2 separate regions of the Homo sapiens genome follow, and region 2 is linked to region 1. Evidence: chromatin loops called from intact Hi-C (ENCODE). Cell type or tissue: heart left ventricle. All regions are shown on one strand.

Region 1 (5,000 bases):
ACCTGGGAGGCGGATGTTTCAGTAAGCCGAGATCGCGCCATTGCACTCTAGCCTGGGCAACAAAGCAAAACTCCATCTCAAAAAAATAAAATAAAATAAAATAAAATAAAATAAAATAAAATAAAATACCATTACATTTAAAAGGCAAAAGATGTACACAATTTGAAGAGAAACCAGAGTATACAATATCATTATATTTAAACAATTACTAGAAAGTGTCAGATGTTGCACTTTTATTATCTTATTTTTTGAGACAGGGTGTCACTCTGTCATCCAGGCTGGAGTGCAATGGCACAATCATGGCTCTCTGCAGCCTCAACTTCCCAGGCTCAGGTGATCCTCCCACCTCAGCATAGGTGTAGTGTAGGTCTAGGTATAATCTTAGCCGTGTAGCTAGGACCACAGGCGCCCGCCACAACACCCGGCTACTTTTTGTATTTTTTCGTAGAGATGAGGTCTTGCCGTGTTGCCCAAGCTGGTCTTGAACTCATGGGCTTAAAAGATCCGCCTGCCCCGACCTCCCAAATTGCTAGGATTACAGGTGTGAGCTACCGCGCCTGGCCAGATATTGCACTTTTAAACCCAGAAGTGCAAGTGGAAATTTTTCTGTAAATGTATATAATGTTCACATTATCTGGGTACTGTTAGAACCATTTAATAAAAGATACCAGTTTTTACCATTTTAACATATTTAACATTATATATATATATAATGTGTTATGTATACTTATATATCAATATGTTGGTTCCATTTCTCTGGAGAACTCTGGCTGATAGAATAACCAATCTTATGTTCTATACTTTGAAAATATTAATTCATCCAGTATATGTTCACTGAGCACCTACAAAGTACTAGGGATATAGCAGACACTAAGATAGATAAAGTCCCTTCGGTTCTAGCTCTATTTTAGAGAGAAGAAGCAAACAAAAAAATAATTAAGCACATAACAGGTGGTGACAAAGCAAGGTACGAAAATAGAGAGTGACCCAAGGAGGCCCATTTTGGAGAGTGGTCTGGGAGGTCCTCTTTAATAAGGTGCTATTTAAGCACTCTGCACGCAGTGAGGAGGCAAGGCTGCAGATGCCTGGAGCAAGAGCGTCCTAACAGGTGGAACAGGAAGACCCGAGGCCCGAAGACCGAGTGCATTTGACTGGCCCGGGTATTGTCATTGCACATAGAACTGCAGGTAATAATATTTTGGTCCTACGGAAAGTACCCTGGACTGCAGTCCGGAGACAGGTCCTGTCACTACATAGCAGTCATTTTTCTCTTCCAGTTTTTAATTCCTTATGGAAAAGACGAAGAATCAGGACCAGGCAGGTGTTTCCTGTCCAAAATACCCAGAAGGCATTACTCCCACAGCGGTCCTGCCTTCCGCATCCTCCTCCCAGTGGTTTCCAATGTACAAACACAGGCTCTAAGGAATATTTTAATAAAGGAGTCTGTGTAACTTTAACTCAGTGTTTCCAGCTTTATTTGGTCTCAAACCCTATTTCTACTACTAACAAAACAGGAGTCACTGAAAACACGTTTAGAAAAGTGAGCTCAAATAGCAAATTTATCTCTAACATTCTCTGAATAATGGAAAATAAAATTGTACACCTCAATAGCCTCAGCTCTCCAGCTAATAAATATATATGAGTTTAAAATAAAAAGGCTGGGCGTGGTGGCTCACGCCTGTAACCCCAGCATTTTGGGAGGCCGAGGCGGGCGGATCACCTGAGGTCAGGAGTTCGAGACCAGCCTGGCCAACATGGTGAAACCCCATCTCTACCAAAAATATGAAATTAACCAGGAGTGGTGGTGCATGCCTGTAATCCCAGCTACTTGGTAGGCTGAGGCAAGAGAATCACTTGAACCCAGGAGGCAGAGGTTGCAGTGAGACGAGATTGTGCCATTACGCTCCAGCCTGGGCAAAAAGAGCGAAACTCCGTCTCAAAAAAATAAGTAAATAAAATAAAAAGACAGGAGAGAGAGCAAACTTTTAACTTCTTTTTAGCAGCAGAACCTTTTCTACCTACAAATGCCTACATGAAACATCTGGAAACAAAATATAAAACCTCGGTCTGGATTCAGTGTGAAGTCAACCTGCTGTCCATCGCAGTAGCTGTAATCACACTGCCCTCTAGTGTAACCCTCGGGGGAATTACAGCTAAAATGACTACAGAAATCTCTCTCAAACTTTCAGCCTGAGAGCTGGCCAGGACGGCTGTGAGCTACGCAGTGGTTCTCAAGGTGAGGTCCACAACCAGCAGCAGCAGCAGCAACACCTGGGAATTTGTTAGAAATAAAAAATTTTGGTTTCACACCTTCCCCACAAGTCCAACTGAGTCAATAACTGGGGATGAGCTTAGCCAAGCAGTCCTTAATCCCTCCAGATGAGGAACAAAATCATGGCTCAGCCCAGCACCCACAGGTAATTTTTTTTTTTTTTTAGACAGAGTCTCACTCCGTCACCCAGGCTGGAGTGCAGTGGCACGATATTGGCTCACTGCAACCTCCGCCTCCCGGGTTCGAGTGATTCTCCTGCCTCAGCCTCCTGAGTAGCTGGGACTACAGGCATGTACCCCCATGCCCAGCTAATTTTTATATTTTTTAGTAGAGACGGGGTTTCACTATGTTGGCCAGGCTGGTCTCGAAGTCCTGACCTTGGAATCCGCCTGCCTCGGTCTCCCAAAGTGCTGGGATTACAGGCGTGAGCCACTGCGCCCGGCCAGGGGTAGTAATTTTTTGTACCATGTTGTGTTCAATTAAGAACAAAAAAGCATACTCAGGGCAGCCTATTGAAAACCAAAAAGTTCATAAACAGAAGAGTTTCTATGCTTAGCATTTGTTCAGCAGTTTTCACTTGATGCTGTGCTTTCAGATTCAATAGGAGTTACATCCACCCCAACAATAAATACCACTAGACCCAATTTCATTGTACTACTGCCAGGAATAACAAAAGGTTCTAGAATAGACCTAGTCATCTTTTCTTTAAAAATTTCTGCGTGTGGGGGTAATGCTAGTTGTGAAAAACAGGTTTTGTATTGAGAAGTAGAGGTGAAAATTCTGTAAAACTAGCCTGTGTTTAACATATATACAGTTTGGTATTTCCAGCTCAAGTGTTTGTTCTGGCCAGACGTGCAGCAATTACGCTCTGTTCGTGACCGGGGAGACTGGAGAAAAGTACATGCGTGAATCAGTGCAATTTCCCCACAACTGCAAAAAAAAAAAAAAAAGTAACTTTCTTCCTTCCAGTCATCCTTCTTCCTTCTCCAAACGCTGCCTGAGCACTTAGGGTAGATGAAGCCTGTGTTAACAGAAAGCATGGATCCTGCCCAAGGTTCCCTTGGAGCATCAGCCTCCCACGCAAGAGACATCTTCATTTCTACCATGTTACACTTGTTCCCAAATATGATAACTTGATAAAGAAGAGAGACCTGTAAAAAAGACAGCAATGGTTACAAACATTTGAATCTCAGAGGGGAAAATCAATATAAAATAAATTACAAAATGAGTAATGACTAAACTATTTTAAAATGTATACTTTTTTTATGAAAATTGCAATTTTCTTAAAAAGGCAGGTCACCTAAAAGGGTTAAGCACCCCTTTATCATGTCTGCATTTCATATAGTATCTAGTTTTTAAAAATAACACTGTAGGCCAGGCGCGGTAGCTCACGCCTGTAATCCCAGCACTCTGGGAGGCCGAGGTGGGAGGTCAGGAGTTTGAGACCAGCCTGGTCAACATAGTGAAACCCCGCCTCTACTAAAAATACAAAAATTAGCCAGGCGTGGTGGCATGCACCTGTAATTCCAGCTACTTGGGAGGCTGAGACAGGAGAATCGCTTGAACCTGGGAGGCAGAGGTTGCAGTGAGGCGAGATCGCATCATTGCACTCCAGCCTGGGCGACAGAGCAAGACTCTGTCTCAAAACAAACAAACAAACAAATAAATAAATAAATAAATAAATAAATAAATAACACTGTAGTCCTTTATGTGAACATCTAAGTTTTCAAACAACCACCACACGGGGTGTAACTAACATTTATTACCTAGCTAAAGATAACAAAAACAAACTGGAAAATTTCACTCCATATGTAAATATAGATTCATCTGTCCTATTTGTATTTAACAAAAGTGAAAGTATTGATACATGGAAAATCAGAATACAGTAGATTTAAATGAAATATTTTAATTAAAGATTTAATCCCACATTTTGTGCAAATGATTAAAAATTCAAATTAGGTGTAGCACAATCTGTGTCAGCTTCCTAGGGTGGTTTTAATGACATACCATAAATACTGGTTGGATTAAAACAACGTGAGTTTATTGTCTCACAGTTTTGGAGGCTAGAAGTCTGAATTCAAGATGTCAACAGGGCCATGTACCCTCTGAAACCTATCGGGGAGAGCCCCTCCTTGCATCTTTCAGCTTCCGGTGTTTACCAGCAATTCTCGGTATTCCATGGCGTGTAGATCCATCATTCCAATCTCTGCCTTGGTCTTCACATGGCTGTCTTCTCACTGTCAGGTCTGTCTCTGTGTCTCTTTTCCCTTTCTTATAAGGACACCAAGTCATTGGATTAAGAACACACCCTACTCCACCATGACTTTATCATAACCTAACTAATTACATCTACAACAACCCTATTTTCAAATAAATTAACATTCTGAGATGCTGGGGATTAGGACTTCAACGTGTCTTTCTGGGGGACACAAGCAACCCATAATAGTCTTCCCCTTTGCCCCAAAATTCATCTTTCCCACATGCAAAATATATCCACCCCTTCCAAATATTCCCAAAAGTCTTAACCATTCCAGTATCAACTCTAAGTCCAAAATTTCATCTAAAGGTCATGAACTCAAAGTCCCAAATGTTGTCATCTACATCACTGATGGCTGAGACTCAGAGTATGAATCACCCTGGGGCAAACTCTTCTTCATCCATGAACCCGTGAAGTCAGACAATGAGTCATCTGCTTACACAATACAATATCTAGGCATAGGACAGACAT
Region 2 (5,000 bases), 190 kb after region 1:
TGTTGGCCAGGCTGGTCTCCAACTTTTGACCTCAAGTGATCCACCAGCCTCAGCCTCCCAAAGTGCTGGGATTATAGGCATGAGCCATTGAGACTGGCCCTGGAGTTATATTCTGACAGGGCCCCGGGCCATTCAAGAGATGAAAGCAATGTTGAATTCTTGACTGATCCAAACAGAAGGCTTACTGACCAGCCCCATGCTGGCTAAATATGACACCCAGCAGTCTCTTATTCATAACCAACAAATGCCCTCACGCCACAGCCAGTGGCTTATTTGTTTCTATATTTGCAGTGCTCCTTTGTCATTTGTTTGTTCTCTGGTTGCTCATCTCTCCATGGTCTATCATCTGATAAATTCCAAAATCAGAAGGCATGGCTGTAGCACCTTATGTATGCAAACAGTGGAATGAGTGGTTGGTTGATTATTGTGTTTTAGTTGTTTTAAAGAGACAGGAGTAAGGCTGGGCACAGTGGCTCATGCCTGTAATCCCAGCACTTTGGGAGGCCAAGGCAGGAGGATTGCTTAAGCCCAGGAGTTTAAGACCAGCCTGGGCAACATAGTAAGACCTTGTCTCTACAAAAAGAAAAAAAAAATTGATTAGCTGAGTGTGGTGGCATGTGCCTATAGTTCCAGCTACTCAGGTGGCTAAAGCCAGAGGATTGCCTGAGCCCAGCAGGTTGAGGCTGCTGTGAGCCATGGTCGTGCTACCGCACTGCAGGCTGAGTGACAGAGCGAGTGCTACCGCACTGCAGGCTGAGTGACAGAGCGAGACCCTGTCTCAAAAAAAAAAAAGAGAGAGAGAGAGACAAATGTAGGTGCAGTATTTCCAAACTATAGACCTGTAGGAAGGCGAATGTTTTCCTCAAGCTGAAAGTTTATACAACCCTTTTGGATGTTAGCTGTTTCATGCCATACATAGTATCAAAGTTGGTTTCTACTTTAAAATATCCCAAGGAGAGTTTGCTGTGTATCAAGCAAGACTACTTATTTACTTTAATTTCCGTAACTTTCATAACAACGCAGAAAGAGGTATTATTACCGCTGTTTTATATATGAGGAAACTAAGGCTCTGAAAGGCTGGCCTGCCCAAGGCCATGCCAGAAGTGAGGCATGAAGCCAGGATTCAAACCCAGATCTGGCTGCCAAGGCACCAGCTTCTGCTTCCAGTGACTGAAGACTGATCCTGCTTATTGGACTTGCAAAGCAGAAATTACCTTTAGAGATGTTAACACTGCAGCCAGAGTAATCTCTTCAAAATCCAAATGTGATTCAGATGTCCCCAGTTCCCTCCCCCTACTTAAGCTTTTGCATTGCTCTTAGGATGAAAGAAAACCTCAGAGGCTCAGACGCCCTGCACAGGCAGCCTCCTTCCTGCTCACCCTAGGTCTCTCCCAGCCTAGCCCAGCATCCCCCAGCAGCGCCCACCTGCCCTCCGCCGCCCCCTGGCCTCTGCCCCGTGCCCCAGTGCCTTGGGCACCATTCTAAGTCCCCACCACTCTGCTCCAGCCCTACTTCCTCTCAGTTCTTTACATTCTCCTGGCTCCCACCACAGGGCCTTTGCACACACTATTTTTGTTGGTAAAAATGGTCTTCCATCTCCACTTTCCCTTCTCAACCATAACAGATCCAGCTTAATATCTGTTTTTCAGAGATCCTTTCCTGACATGCCTAAACATGTCAGACCTCATTATATGTACTCATAGCCCCATGGGCCTCTCCTTTATAGCATTTGCTGCTGTGGCTACTTACATTGCTTTGTGATTTTCAGTTAGGGCCCCTCTTCCTTCCCCCCAGCCCCATACACTGCAGGCCTCCTCCGGGAAGGGACCAAGTCTGTGTTTGTCCACTACTCTTTCTCCAGCACTCACTGTGAGACTTGGCACTTAGAAAGGGCTCAGTAAATATTGGTTGGATGAATAAATAGATGCAGCAATGAGGAGGCAGAGATAAAGCTTTCCTCACTTTGATGCAGCAGGTTCAGCATTCTGTGTATTGTTGTCTCTGCTGTTTTGGCTCCCAGAATGACTACAGTTCTGTCAAAGCTACAACGGTTTTGTTAAGGAACTTGCAAATTCTGAAATCAGACTTCCAGTGGTAAGAATCTAAAACCTCCCTGAATGCTGTCTGACTTGCTTAAAGGTTCTTGGCCTGTCTTATCACTAGTGGTGAGTCAGAGACTATATCCCCGACAAACCCTGGTGTTTGGAGAGGCCCCAGGGAGCCAGGGAGCCAGCAGCAAGCTGCCAGGTCATCTTAGACTGCTCCACCCTCCATGCCTGCAGGCAAGGCCCCAAGAGGAGGCCTCCTGTTTGCTTGAGAGCAAAGCAGGACTAGCAATAACCAACATCATGGAATGGCCAGTGGTGGCTTTGTCCCTGGAGGGCTTTCCATTCATAAAGGACCTCAATTAAGACTTTTCTTTTTTTTTTTTTTTTTTGTGACAGAGTCTTGCTCTATTGCCCAGGCTGGAGTGCAGTGGCACCATCTTGGCTTGCTGCAACCTCCACCTCTTGGGTTCAAGCGATTCTCCTGCCTCAGCCTCCCAAGTAGCTGGGATTACAGGTATGAGCCACCATGCCTGGCTAATTTGTGTGTGTGTGCATGTTTTTTTGTTTTCTTTTTTTTAGTAGAGACAGGTTTTTGCCATGTTGGCCAGGCTGGTCTCAAACTCCTGACCTCCAGTGATCCTGTCACCTCAGCCTCCCAAAGTGCTGGGATTACAGGCATGAGCTGCCGCGCCTGACTTAGGTTTAGACTTTTGACAATATCTCTGAGTTACTGCAGTGTCAGAAAGATCCATTGACAGAATAGAAAAAAGATGTTGCCAGTCATGTCCCATGCCATTCTTGCCACCTGCATTGCACTCATATTTTTAGTAAGTCTTGGACCTACATTGTGAATAGTGCAATTACCGTGTTTTCTTTGTTTACTTGTATATTGTTTAATATTAGTTTAATATTAAACAATATATTGGTTAAGTTTAATTATTTTAGAATATGCCACAGTTTGGGGAGGCCCTGTTTTGACATCTCTTCATGTTTTAATATTCTGGGACCCTCAAAAAAATTGAACTGGTCACAAAGCAAGCTACCTTCTTCCCCAAGCCCCCACGTTGCTGATCGGCTTTCCCTAGCCCCAAGTCTTAGAGCACAGAGCCTCTCTCAGAAGCCCCTAAATCCTCTCTTAAACACTCAGTTTCAGTCAGGTAGCTCTGGGTGGCTGGGGACCCTCAATATTGTTCATTCTTTTTTTTTTTTTTTTTTTTTGAGACAAGATCTTGCTGTGTCACCCAGGAATACAGTGCAGCAGCCTAATCATGGCTCACTGCAGCCTTCGACTTCTGAGCTCAAGTGATCCTCCAGAGTAGCTAGGACTACAGGCATGCACCAACATGCCCTTCTAATTATTGTTTTTAATATTTTTTGTAGAGACCAGGGTCTTGCTGTGTTGCCCAGGCTGATCTCGAACTCCTGGCCTCAAGCGATCTTGTTGCCTTGGCTTCCCAAAGTGCTGCTATTACAGGTGTGAGCAACTGTGTCTGGCCTCAATACTGTCCATACTTAGAGTCTTCAGATCTTCCCTTCCCCTGCCCCTGCGGTGCCCGGAGCTGCTTTGGATTACGGAGAGGAGTTACCTGATAGCAATAAGCATTTACAATGTAGGAAAACTGGAGCTGTAGGTTTTGCATTTTGATTCACATTCTTCGCTCCCCATGGTGTGACATTTTCCGCTTTTGGCCATGGAGCCAAAGCTCATTTTTACAGCCCACATAAGTAATGCAAAAGAAAAGTAACATTGGCCCCATTAACTCCCCCAGGTTCCACTGGGTTTCACAGAGTGAATAATCACAGGGCCTCAAGTATAAAGCACTGTGGAATAATAGTCGACTCAATTTTTTTCCCCCGTTTCTTCTTTTGAAGGTACCTTCCTTTAGCTGTGGTTTGATTATTTTTAACATTGCTTCCTGACTTGCTTTTTAATTTGTAAGAAGTAGCATGATAGAAAAGAAAGAAGGGGCAAAACCTACAGAGAACAGCACTTGGTGTATACTTCCTGGAAATACCAGTGTGGTTTCTGGGCATACTCTACAGAGAGCACCAGGGATGTAGAAGCTAGACACCTGAATGGCACACATCCCTTACCACCAGTGGCTGTGGCACTGACAGGTGGATACCTGGCTTCTCTTTCCTTAGAGATGCCAGGAAAAACAGAGAAACTGCAGACCTGCCCTCCAGCTGTCCGTGTTGTTGGAGACTTTTTCTTTTACCTCGGTTCATTTTCCACTGTCATTTGTGAGCTGAATTTTGTGCACTCAGAGAGCAGGGACCAGGTCATATCCTTCTGTGTCTCTACTTTGCTGGGCTATAAAAGATCGCTCATAAATTGCATCAGTTGATTGACTGATCCAAACTCAGGCCATTCTAAAAGCCCAAAACCATTGCAACCTGACTTTAGTTATCCATTTATCAGAAAGACATTTTTTTTTTATTTTAGAGGGAAACCAGAAGTAGCTTTCAGCCTGCCTTTCTTCATTCATTCAGTGAATATTTACTGAGTATCTACTCTTTACCAGGCACTGTGCCAGACACTGGGGATTCAGCAATGAACAAGACAACATCTACTTTCCTGGGGTTTATGTTCCGTTGGGAGGGAGAACAGACAAACAAATTAATATAATGGACCAGGTGATGCTAAGTGCTCTAAAGGAAAATGAAGCAGGGTAAGGTAATAGCATGTGAAAGGAGAGGATGCTACTGGGTGGTTAGGGGAGGCCCAGAGTAGGCGAAGCAGGGGAAATTCTCGGGGTTGCACATATCAGAAGTCACAGGTAAGTGGACTTCTGTGCATGGAGGCTCTGCAACCAAGCAGCCTCCCTCCCTTGGTCAGTTCGTGCCAGAATCAGGATTCCTGGGCTGCCCTAGTCGCCTGTAGAGGACTTGAATCATAATCTTCAGAAGCCAAGCGGGAGAGAAAAGGTCCCTGCCTCTGCAGTGCGAAGA

What was found. Hi-C counts contacts between places; a loop is a spot of excess contacts. Peaks named below come from ENCODE experiments on the same cell type or tissue, not always from the same donor. Only the 100,000 strongest peaks of a DNase experiment are listed, where the experiment ranks them.
Region 2: a loop joins it to region 1, with 1.9 times the contacts of the local background. A loop is called at or near these places in 20 of 110 quality-filtered maps.

The regions. Positions count from the first base shown.
Region 1 is chr2:227,655,564-227,660,563 of GRCh38, reverse strand. No RefSeq gene overlaps it. Among named protein-coding and RNA genes, the nearest start is that of SCYGR5, 8.7 kb to the left of the region's middle. In heart left ventricle, a CTCF peak has its summit at 2,121 (motif pointing left); no DNase peak of the experiment used is centred here.
Region 2 is chr2:227,463,653-227,468,652 of GRCh38, reverse strand. No RefSeq gene overlaps it. Among named protein-coding and RNA genes, the nearest start is that of MIR5703, 6.0 kb to the left of the region's middle. RefSeq lists an enhancer at 4,963-5,000. In heart left ventricle, no CTCF peak of the experiment used is centred here; a DNase peak (open chromatin) is centred at 2,242.